2 separate regions of the Mus musculus genome follow, and region 2 is linked to region 1. Evidence: chromatin loops called from intact Hi-C (ENCODE). Cell type or tissue: heart. All regions are shown on one strand. Links, peaks and the distances in the headings refer to the core of each region. The heading gives the core; the rest is flanking DNA. Region 1 holds the start of Atrn (attractin). Region 2 overlaps 4930402H24Rik (RIKEN cDNA 4930402H24 gene).

Region 1 (5,378 bases), core at 330-5,329:
TACTATAATAGTATTGTCAGAGGCAGTCTTAATTGAGCCTTAATGAGCACAAGCTCAAAGGGAATGTCTGTGACAGTCACTTACATATGAGAGTAGCTGAGGCACTATCAGGAGTGCCTGTCCTGTTTTAAAAGGCTCTTCTCTGAACTATTCATGTGGACACTCAGATCTCTTTCTCTCCCTGGCAAGCCCTCTTACAGGTAAATAACCTCAACCAACAAGGAACATGTGCCAGGCACATACCTTGAAAACTCCCCAAACTCTGTGTATAAATCTAAGCTTATCTCAGCCTAGTCCTACCTATGTCCCTGTGCCTTGTAAATATTGCCTCTCAATCACCCAAAGTAAGAGCTAGCCTTTTCTCCTCACTATCGTGTTCACATGTCCAAGAACAAACCGATCTGAAAGAGAGACCTAACCATTTTATCTCTATACTCCCACACAATATCTACCTCGTCTCTACTAGCAGCAGTGGTGTCTGGCTCTGACCTACACCAACAGTCTCTATCAACTGCCCATAACATCTCATGCCTGTAGCCCAGGTTTTCAGAATTTGAAGGTCCCTCCATCAATCCCCCTGATCTTGGAAGCATCTAAAGTCAACTGACCTTTAAGGCTATTCCCTTTCTGGTTCCCGTCTCTAAGTCTACAATTTCATGAAAACAGAGTGACCTGTTGCATCCCATTGCTCTTTGGTGAAAGGTCAAATCCTAAATCCACTTCCTACCTCTATGTGGCATAGCACTGCACCGACCTCTCTCTGCAGTCTTGGTCCCTTTTGCTCTCTCTGCTATGGACACTGGATCTCCCCTCTAACCTGTCTTGATGTCACTCATCCCCCATCCTGCCCCTCAGGAGTATCTCAACAGAAAGATGAATCTTAGTCTCACTCTGAAAGGAGCTGGCTTCTACCGCTGCCCTCACCTCCACAATCATGCAAAATTACAATATATTGATTACTGGATTTAAAATTAAATAATTTTAAAGAATTATTTATTGGGGGGACTAAGGGGGCAGGATGTCACATGCCTTTAATCCCAGGTCTTGGGAGGCAGAGGCAGGCTGATCTCTGTGAGTTTGAGGCCAGCCTGGCCTACACAGTAAGTTCCAAATTAAAAATATTTATTTTTATTTCCTGTGTAAGTGTTTTGCCTGCATGTGTGCCTGGTGCCTGAAGTCAGAAGAAGGCATGACATCCCCTGGAACTAGAGTCATAAATGATCATGAGCCACCATGTAGGTGCTGGGAACCTAACCCCAGTCCTCTGCAAGAGCAACAAGTACTCTTAACCACTGAGCCAGCTCTCCAGCTCCATTATGGTATTTTTTACTCCCAAACGAAAAGTTAAGTTCTACAAGAATAAAATTACATACAACTTGTTTACCACTGTATCTCGAAGCCTAAAATCACAACACGCTAAACTATTAGACCAACCCCCGAAACACTGGTGCTGAGGTTCCTTGGTTTCTCCATTGTAAAACTTAAGAGTTCATCTTGCCACTGATCTCTGAGTCCCCTAGAAGATCTAACAGAGATCTATTACTTTAACATTCCAAGCTTCTCCCTTACAACTCTCTTCTACTACAGGGGCACTGGCAAAACTCCACCTTCTGGACTCTACCACTATGTCTGCAGCTTTTTTTTTCCATTTGGAATTCTTCTCCCCAACTTCACGCTTGCAAATCCTACTTAACCTCACATGCTCAAATTCAATGTCACCTCCTCCTCCTCCTCCTCCGAGACTTCTCTGCTTACTGCTAGCCAGTCACACACTCTCTGCCCCTTCATTTCCACAGGTTCTCTTATGCCAGGTTCAGGCCTCACTCAGATCAAATGACACTCAAATGGGTGGCTTCTAATGTCACCACTTATCGGAATCCTGGAAGACCGACCACCTGTTTGTATTTTGCTTTTAGCATTTACCACTATCTGAAATTATCCTGCTCATTCCTTTTGCCTAGTTACGTGTTGACTGCCTGTCAGCCCTCACTAGAACATAAGATCAATTGGAGCAAGAATCAATCCTACGCCACGTTCACATTCCCTCACTTTCCCACGTCAAATGGGGAACCCAGTCAACAAATATCTGCCTGAGATATGGATGACACTGTAGGTCTTATAACTTCCCCTTGCTGTGTTCCTAACTTCTTGTGGACCACATCAAACTCTGGATGATGGATCTACCTGTGTGCATTATCCAAAAATTCTCTCACAACAGAAGCAAATAATAGATAAAAGCTAATTAAAAAGTGATCTCTCCAAGAGGTTCTGCCCCAAACCAAGCCAACTGCATGTTGTGGAGAATCTAGGGCTAATAGGATTCTCCTCTCTAGACAACCCCGTTCCAATAGGCCAACAGTGAGGATCCAAAAACTAGTTTCTTCACTTTCCTTGGAACAACAACCAATGGTACTTTTATCCCTGAAATCTTACAACCCAGCCTTACCTTCTATTTTCACCCAACATGTCACTTCCTCGGCTGTACTTCTTCCAGACACACATATCTCCAATCTCTTGGGCTGGTCAAAGGCAAGTGCTGAAGAACTCACTCACTCACCGTTTCCTTGATACCTCATTTATCCTAAATAAGCCCGTTTTCGAGGTGGGCTTTTATACTCTTCAGGACCCACATCTAACCCACAGCAACAAATGCCTCCCGAGTGTTCCCGTTCCTTCTCAATCTTCCACCACAGGCAGACCCGAAGGCCACCAAATGAACATCCCTCCAGGAGGCAAGCCATCATCAAACACAGTGGGGCAAATTCTACCCTCGCGATTTCAAGCCCTGCACCTGCCTTGGGCCTGGAACATCAGGCTGGGCCTGCACTCCCCACCCGCACTCACCTGAAGCGGCCCCCGCAGTGCTGGCATTGCTCGCCCACCCAGCCCGTGGGGCAGACGCACTGGCCGGTGCCAGGGTTGCAGCGGCCGCCGTTGACACACGGCCGGTCACATTCCTTGGCCTCGGCTGCGGCCGAGCCCGACACCGCCGCCGCCACCGCAGCGGCCTCGGCCTCCCGGGGCAGCGGCAGCAGCAGCAGCGAAAAGAGCAGCGGCAGCAGCGGCGGCGGGGGCAGCGCCCGCGACAGCACCCGCGGTAGACACAGCCGGGCGCGCGGTCCCGGCCTCCAGGCCCCTGTCGCGGTGCAGGGTCGGTGCTGCCTGCCCTTCCTGCCCGCAGGCGCTGCTGTCGCCGTCGTGCTCCCCCTCAGCCGCGCCTCAGTCGCCGCCGCCGCCGCCACCGCCACCATCTTCCTGGGGCTGAGCCGGCGCCCAGCGAACACATACACACCCCGCACGCCGGCTCCCCTTCGCCTGGCCGTGCTAGGCGGGGCCGGGCGACGGTGGCCCGGCGGGTCCATATCCAAGGCGGGGCTCCCGCTGTGCGTCGGGCAGGGGCGGGGCTGGCATGCGCGGGGGCGGGACCAGGGCCGTGGTCTTCCGGCGTGCCCAGCATGTAGACCTGCTCAATGCCAGGGTCTTAGCGCGGATGAACATCGCCTAGTCTACGGAGGCTCTTTGCTTTCCGCACCGCGCTACGACGAGTTAGCCAGTACCTCCTTACAGTGGCTGCCTGGCTCTGCTAGACAAGCTGACTGTGGTAAGTGTTACCCTTTGGACGCCTCCAAAGCTCAGCTTATAACCCCAACTCCATTTTGGTGAGAAACCGGACCCAAAAGGCTAATGATGTCGTGTGTTGCTAGCTGAGACCTGAAGAAGTAGTACTTACTGCATTCGCGTTTCTAAACTAGGGATAACAAAATGGCACGTGTGTTAATTAAGCACCTGCATATGAATAGATGTGTAACTGACTGAATGCACACACAGCCAGGCTTTCCTTGATAGCGAGCGGATTGAACCAGTGGCAGACCATGTCTATGTGTACCTTAAATTCTGCAGGAGAAGTTTAGCATTATCTTGTACCCCACGACCTATCCATATTCTCTGAAGAAAGAACAGCCCAGAATTACCGGGAGCGCTCTCAGCTTGCACACCCTTCTTGCTAACGCCAGTGCCTCTCCTACTCCCAATGATACATACTTCCCAATAGCATAACCTTGTATGGGCCACTACCCTGGAATGTACGCTGGACCTTGACTATATTAAACCGATAGAAGGATATGGTAAAGAGATAACGTGTCAGTTCCAGCTCTGATCTTATTTTTTGTTTCTTTTGTTGCTTGGTCTGGTTTGGGAGGTATTTGTTTATTTGTTGTCCTGGGATTCTCCTGCTCTTCCACCTTGGAAAGATTCATACAGAGGTCATATGGAGAGAAAAGGTCCCAGGCAAATGAATCTGGTAAGCTTATAGCTGGAAGAACAGTCACTGAGTGAAGAAGCCATATGGGTTGTTTTAGCCATCTGAGTTGTTCCACTAAAAGAATAGATAGATAGATAGATAGATAGATAGAGATCTATTTAGTTGGCTTACAGGATGCAGTCCAAGTAGTTCAACAATGGCTGTCCCACCCTAGAAAGGTGCTTGATCCACAAGACTGGACTCCACAGTCCCAATTCGGTGCTGGAGTCCTAAAAGATTCCTGGAGATCTCACTGCTGATCCAAAGAAGTCAGTTCTAATATCAGTGAGGTAACGCTGCAGAAACTTGATAGATGACCTTCCCTCCAAGAATAAGAACAAGCAGACAGAAAGCAAAGTTTCTTCTTCTCTGTCCTCTTATCTGCCATGAGAAAGTGCTACACAGATTTAGAATGAGTCTTCCTGCTTCAGGTAATCTGATTAAGACAATTCTTCATGCCCAAGAAATGGTGGCCCACACCTTTAATCCCAGCACTTGAGAGGCAGAGGCAGGTGGATCTCTGTGAGGCCAGCCTGGTCTACAGAGTGAATTCCAGAACAGCCAGGGCTACATAGAGAATCCTAGTCTTAAAAAGAAAAACCAGTTCTTCCCAAGAATGCCTATGTGCTTGTGTTGTTGTTGATCCCAGATACAGTCAAGTTGACAAGCAAGATTTCTCATCAAGTCTACATTATCTAAATAGGAACAAATCTTTCCTGTGTCTCATCCAGTGAGAGGCCCATTGCTCTTTCAAGCAATGTTTCAGCCTGCTTTAGAGAGGCTAATCAGAACTTTGCCTCATAATCTTGGGCTGTGCAGAGTATACTTATGCAGGTACTTGAGAGTTTGGGCACCTGGTCCTGGAAAACAAAGAAAACCTCACATACATGTATGAAACCTCTCTGATTAACCTGGGAGTAGAGAATTGGAGTGCACCCATAGTCAGACACCAGTGTCCAGCGCAGGCCCTGACCTTGCTCACTCTGCATCCCCTGAAGGCCTGGTAGAGCTGAACTGCATACACAGCAGCCTCACCCCAGCTATCCCAGGGCTCCAAACCAGATTCCAGTCTTCACAT
Region 2 (5,378 bases), core at 154-5,153, 88 kb after region 1:
CCGCCACAAGCCTGCCTGCCTGCCATTGACTGTCCTGAAACTTGCTCTGTAGACCAGGCTAGTCTCAAACTCAGAGACTTGCCTGCTTCTGCCTCCCTAATACTAGTATTAAAGTCCTGGCGCCACTGTGCCTGCTGCAACCCTTTCTTCTCTTTTTTCTTTTTTCTTTTCTCTTTTCTCTTTTCTCTTTTCTCTTCTTTCTTCTTTCTTTTTTCTCTCTTTTTTTTTTTTTTCGAGACAGGGTTTCTCTGTGTAGCCTTGGCTGTCCTGGAACTCACTCTGTAGACCAGGCTGGCCTTGAACCCAGAAACCCGCCTGCCTCTGCCTCCCAAGTGCTGGGATTAAAAGCGTGTGTCACCACCACCCGGCTTCTTTTTTCTTTTTTTTTTAAGATTTATTTATTGTATGTAAGCACATTGTAGCTGTCTTCAGACACTCCAGAAGAGAGCATCAGATCTCGTTATGAATGGTTGTGAGCCACCATATGGTTGCTGGGATTTGAACTCAGGACCTTGGAGGTGCTCTTACCCGCTGAGCCATCTAGCCAGCCCAACCCTTTCTTTTCAAAACCACACAGAGAGCAGTTGCTTGCCTCTGATCCTTCCATCCTGCCAATAGCTGTAGTCCTCGGATGGCAAAGTCATTGAGAGACAGAAGTAAAGACAGTGTCGTGTAATTTCCTTTTGTCTCTGGTCCAGCCTTTCTAGACTAACCTTAGTGAAGGTTATCTGCAGGAGTGTGTGTCACTGCACCACCCCTTACAGTGCAGTCTAAACACTGCTTCTGACATTTGGGAAGGGCCAGTGGGTGCTAGTCTGTCCACTTGTCTTCCTCTTTTTTCGAACCACTTTAACTTGTCTTTAGTTGATCATATACGTTTTTTCATGAGGATCTCTCTGAGATCTGTTCTTAGGCTAACAAAATATTCCAAGATCTGTAGTAAATCCACAGAACACCATATTTTCTGGTTCCTTTTGCCCGTAAGAAATGCTTCATATGGGCTGGAGGTGGTTCATAGATAAGAGCACTTGGTGTTTTTCCAGAAAACCCAGGTTCTATTCCCAGCACCTACATGGTGACTCATAACCATCTATAACTCTAATTCTAGGGGATCTGGTAGATCATGGAGGGTGCTCTTCCACACATGATACACATACATATGGAAGTTCAACACCTATACATGTAAAGTAAAAACTGAAAGAAAAAATGCTTTTCAGAATTAACAGCCTTAGTAATCTTGTTGCTTAATTCTCCGACCTGTGTAGATTTTGAGATCCAAGGAAGGTACCTTATGCCTCAGCCCGTTTCTCTTACAAGGGGTCATTTATTTAGTTTTAGCACAAACCTGGTTTGGCCATCAAGGCCTTACTAAACGGGCTCTTACTGTATTCCATGGTATAGGCCAGCTAATCCTAAGCCTTCTTTGCTTTGCAGGAATTGACAGCAGGTACAATGAAGGCTGTAGAGAGCTGGCAAATTACCTGCTTTTTGGTTTGTACAGTCAGAATGCCACTGATTTTGAGAAAACGGGATTTTCTGAAGAAATTCTAGATGGTAAGTCTATATTATATTAGCAAAAGGTAGGAGAGAGTCATTTATTTCTTTGGACCCTTAATTCATGATTTTTTTTGAGACAGGGTTTCTCTGTATAGCCCTGGCTGTCCTGGAACTCACTCTGTAGACCAGGCTGGCCTCGAACTCAGAAATCCACCTGCCTCTGCCTCCCGAGTGCTGGAATTAAAGACCACGCACAGCTGTGATCTTCTTGTAAAAATTGTTTTAATTTTAATTTTACTGTATTGTACTATTTTGCTTGCATGTATGTATGTGTACTGTGTGTGTGTGTATGCATGTGTGTGTGCTCCCATGCTTGAGGCCCTTGGAGCCCAGTAGATGACATCAGATCTCCTGGAACTGGAGTTACAGATGGTTGTAAATCACCATTCACGTGTTGGGAATCAAACCCAGGTCCTCTGGAAGAGTAGCAAGTACTTTTAACTGCTGAGCCATCTGGACATCCCCAGTTCATGATTTTTTATTTCTGTGTCTGTGTTTTTTGGGTTTTTGTTATTATTTATTTGTTTTGAGACAGAGTCTCATATAGCTTTAACTGGCTTGAAACTCACTGTATAGACCAGGCTGGCCTTGAACTCTGAGATCTACCTGCCTCTGCCTTCTTAGTACTGGGATTAAAGACATACACTCAGCACCCTGTTTGTGATCTTTTAATAGGAAAATATAAGCAGAATTTAAATAGTCCAAAGCTCCACTAAATTCTTGCCTTATTTTGTTTTACTGTTTGAATAATGTGATTGGTCTTAAAATTGGCAGCCTTCTGGCCTCAGCCTCCCAAGTAGCTAGGATTATACCAGGTAAGATTTTATCTTTTTAATAGTGAAAAATAGCATTTCCGTGTTGACCTATTAAAATAGAATATTCCTATTGGTCATGGACTGGATAACGGACTGTCAGCAGCAGTTTTCAGAATACATTTATTGGGTAAATCATCTTTGAGACCAAAGCAGACATTGGTGTTTGGCTTTGTCTCTTGGCAGGGTGCTAGTTTTTCTTAGGATTGCCCGCTGCTCCTTTTCACGGAAGGTTCAGATCGTGTGCTGTTGCCAGTGAAAGCACTCTCTGCTTTGAGGCAAAGACGGACTGCTCTTGTAAGCTGCTCTGTGAGAAAGAAGATTTTATGTGGATCTTTAGCTGAGGAACAAGGGGCTATTGTCCTGCTGTCTTTGGGAATTGTTTTTTTGTGTGACTTTAATACAATGCAGGCTTTCTGCCTGCAGTCTGCCTTCTCTGGCTTGGAGACACTGCGAGCGTTGATGCTCCTGTGGGCTGTTGCCCAGGAGCTACTTCTCATATCGTGTACTTAGCATTATAAATTGTCTGCAAGATGAGTCAGGAGACATAGAACAAACAAGTAAGACTGGACAAGAGACTAGGCACTTGCAAGGCAGCTGGGATGCCATGAAAGCAAACATTCCATGTCAGATGATCTCACTTGAGTAGTGTGGTCTCAGATGGGGGGCCGTTTTGTCCCTTGGGGGACATTTAGCAATGTCTGAAGACAGTTTTGATGGCCATGGCTCGATCTGTGGCACTACTGGCATCTAGTGGGCACCAAGGCTGCTGCTGATCACCACAAAATAAACAAGAAAGCCTGTCATGCAGTGAAGAGTTTTCCTATTAAATAGTTCTGAGTTGTATCATCTTTGGAAGTTTACCTTGGAAAAGACCCCAATACTACCCATATAGTTTTCTTTTTTTAATATTTTTTAAGATTTATTTATTATTATTTATAAGTACACCGTAGCTGTTTTCAGACGCATCAGAAGAGAGGGTCAGATCTCATTACGGGTGGTTGTAAGCCACCATGTGGTTGCTGGGATCTGAACTCAGGACCTTAAGAAGAGCAGTCAGTGCTCTTACCCGCTGAGCCATCTCACCAGCCCCCATATAGTTTTCTTAGAGCTGTTCTTTTTATTAAGATCACAGAAAAAGGAGACTTTGAGTTAGTATCCTTTCTTCATTTTTTTCTTCCTTATCTTTCTGTCTGAGAAAATTTTACCTTGGAAAAGACCCCAATACTATTCATATAGTTTAGCTAGAGCTGTCCTTTTTATTATGATCGCAGAAAAGGGAGACTGAAAGTACTTTGAGTTAGCATCTTCTTTGGTTTTCCTTACCTTTCCGTCTGAGGTAAGCTCTCACTCTGTATCAGGCTGGCTTCAGATGCAGGCGCTTCTCAGCCTCTTGCTGCAGGCTTGCATGCACAGCCACCACTGTGATCTTCTTCAGGTCCTTTTCTTCTTAGGTTTTGACATTATAATACATTGTAACACATTTTCCTAACCTTTCCTTCATGTTTCTCAGCCTGCAGGTTGCAACCTCTTTGGCAACCCTCTGTCTCCAAAAGACATTTACATTGTGACAAATAACAGTTATGAAAGAGCAACAATAATAATTTTGTGGTTTGGGGTCACCACCACAAACTGTATGAAAGGATCACAGCATTAGGAAGGCTGAGAGCCACTGCTCTAAACCCTCTTATGTGGCCCTCCCCCTCTTTCAATCCTTGGCCTCTTTTTTCTTTAATTATTATTGAGCATATATACATACATACATATATACGTATATATGTGTGTATATATATATATTCCTATATCTAATCTCCTCAGTCCATATAATATTATTTTATGTATGCTTTCAGGGCTGACTATTTGTCACTGGACAGCCAGTTGGTGTGCTCTTCCTTGGGAAGAACAGCTCTCCCACTCGCAGCTTTTTCTCAGCGACCACAGTTCTGTGTGTAGGGTTGAGGCTTCGCCGGTTTTTCTCTGCCCATGTTGGCATGTCCATTGGTGGTGGCCCTGTGCAGCCCATGCTTGGACAGTCATGTTGGTGAGACTTCATAGATGCAGCTTCTAATGTTAGTAGGAGACACCATCAGTTTATTTTTTCAGTTTATTGTTTGTTTCAGATTTTGACTTTAAATTTCTTGGCCAGGAAAAGTGTTTCAAGCTTTTAATCCCAGCACTTGGGAGGCTTGCCTGGTCTACCTAGGAGATTCCGAGACAGGGCTAGGATAAAAAGACCTTGCCTTGAATAAAATAAAATGGCCTTTCTTTCAGGGGTCTGGGGAGATGGCTCAGTGGTTAAGAACACTGGGTGTTCTTCCAGAGGACTGGATCCAATTCCCTGTGCCTAGACAGTGACTCACAACTGTCTGCGACTTGAGTCTGAGGAGATCAGACCCCTGTCTCCTGGCTTCTCTGCAACTACCAGGCACACAAGTAATACACAGATATATATGCAAGCACAATACCCATATGAATAAAATAAAACAAAACAAAAATATCACATATAAAATAAAATATCTTCCCTTACATGCAGTGGTTTGGAAAGAATTTATTTTGGAAGTTTCCAGTTGCTACACATTTCATGATTGCAAGGACATTTTAGTATTAAAAATAAAGAGTGTGTTTAAATTCCCAGAGATGTGCTTTTACCCTGTAATTTTGCACAGGGGATACCTAGCAAATAAGCATTTTACTTCAAATTAATAAGGTCATTTTTAAATCCTTATAGTTAGAAAGTTAAGATCAGCAGATTTATGCTTCTAGGTTTTTGGGTTTTGAGGCAGAGTTTCACAATGTGGTCCTTGCTGCCCTGGAACTTGTTGTGTAGATGACACTGACATCACACTCACAGAGATGGAGCTCAGAGATGCCTCTGAGTGCCAGGATGAATGGAGTAGGCCACCACAGGCTTCTTCCTTAGCCTCACTGCGTAGAAAAGGCCAACATGAGGTACTTACTTTTCAAAAATATTTTTTAAACATTTTACATAATTTTAAATTTATTATTTAT

What was found. Hi-C counts contacts between places; a loop is a spot of excess contacts. Peaks named below come from ENCODE experiments on the same cell type or tissue, not always from the same donor. Only the 100,000 strongest peaks of a DNase experiment are listed, where the experiment ranks them.
Region 2: it touches region 1 in a loop (2.2-fold over the local background); 3 of 42 quality-filtered maps call a loop at or near these places.

The regions. Positions count from the first base shown.
Region 1 is chr2:130,904,434-130,909,811 of GRCm38, reverse strand. Atrn (attractin) reads right to left here and starts at 3,317. Exons shown (of 29, transcript NM_009730.3): 1 at 2,845-3,317. The coding sequence starts at 3,251. A730017L22Rik (RIKEN cDNA A730017L22 gene) reads left to right here and starts at 3,416. Exons shown (of 3, transcript NR_015523.2): 1 at 3,416-3,601. In heart, for the core only: no CTCF peak of the experiment used is centred there; DNase peaks (open chromatin) are centred at 2,831 and 3,361; H3K4me3 peaks cover 2,326 bases; H3K27ac peaks cover 1,610 bases.
Region 2 is chr2:130,816,645-130,822,022 of GRCm38, reverse strand. 4930402H24Rik (RIKEN cDNA 4930402H24 gene) reads left to right here. Exons shown (of 37, transcript NM_029432.2): 3 at 1,435-1,554. Among named protein-coding and RNA genes, the nearest start is that of 4930402H24Rik, 21 kb to the left of the region's middle. In heart, for the core only: a CTCF peak has its summit at 3,135 (motif pointing left); no DNase peak of the experiment used is centred there.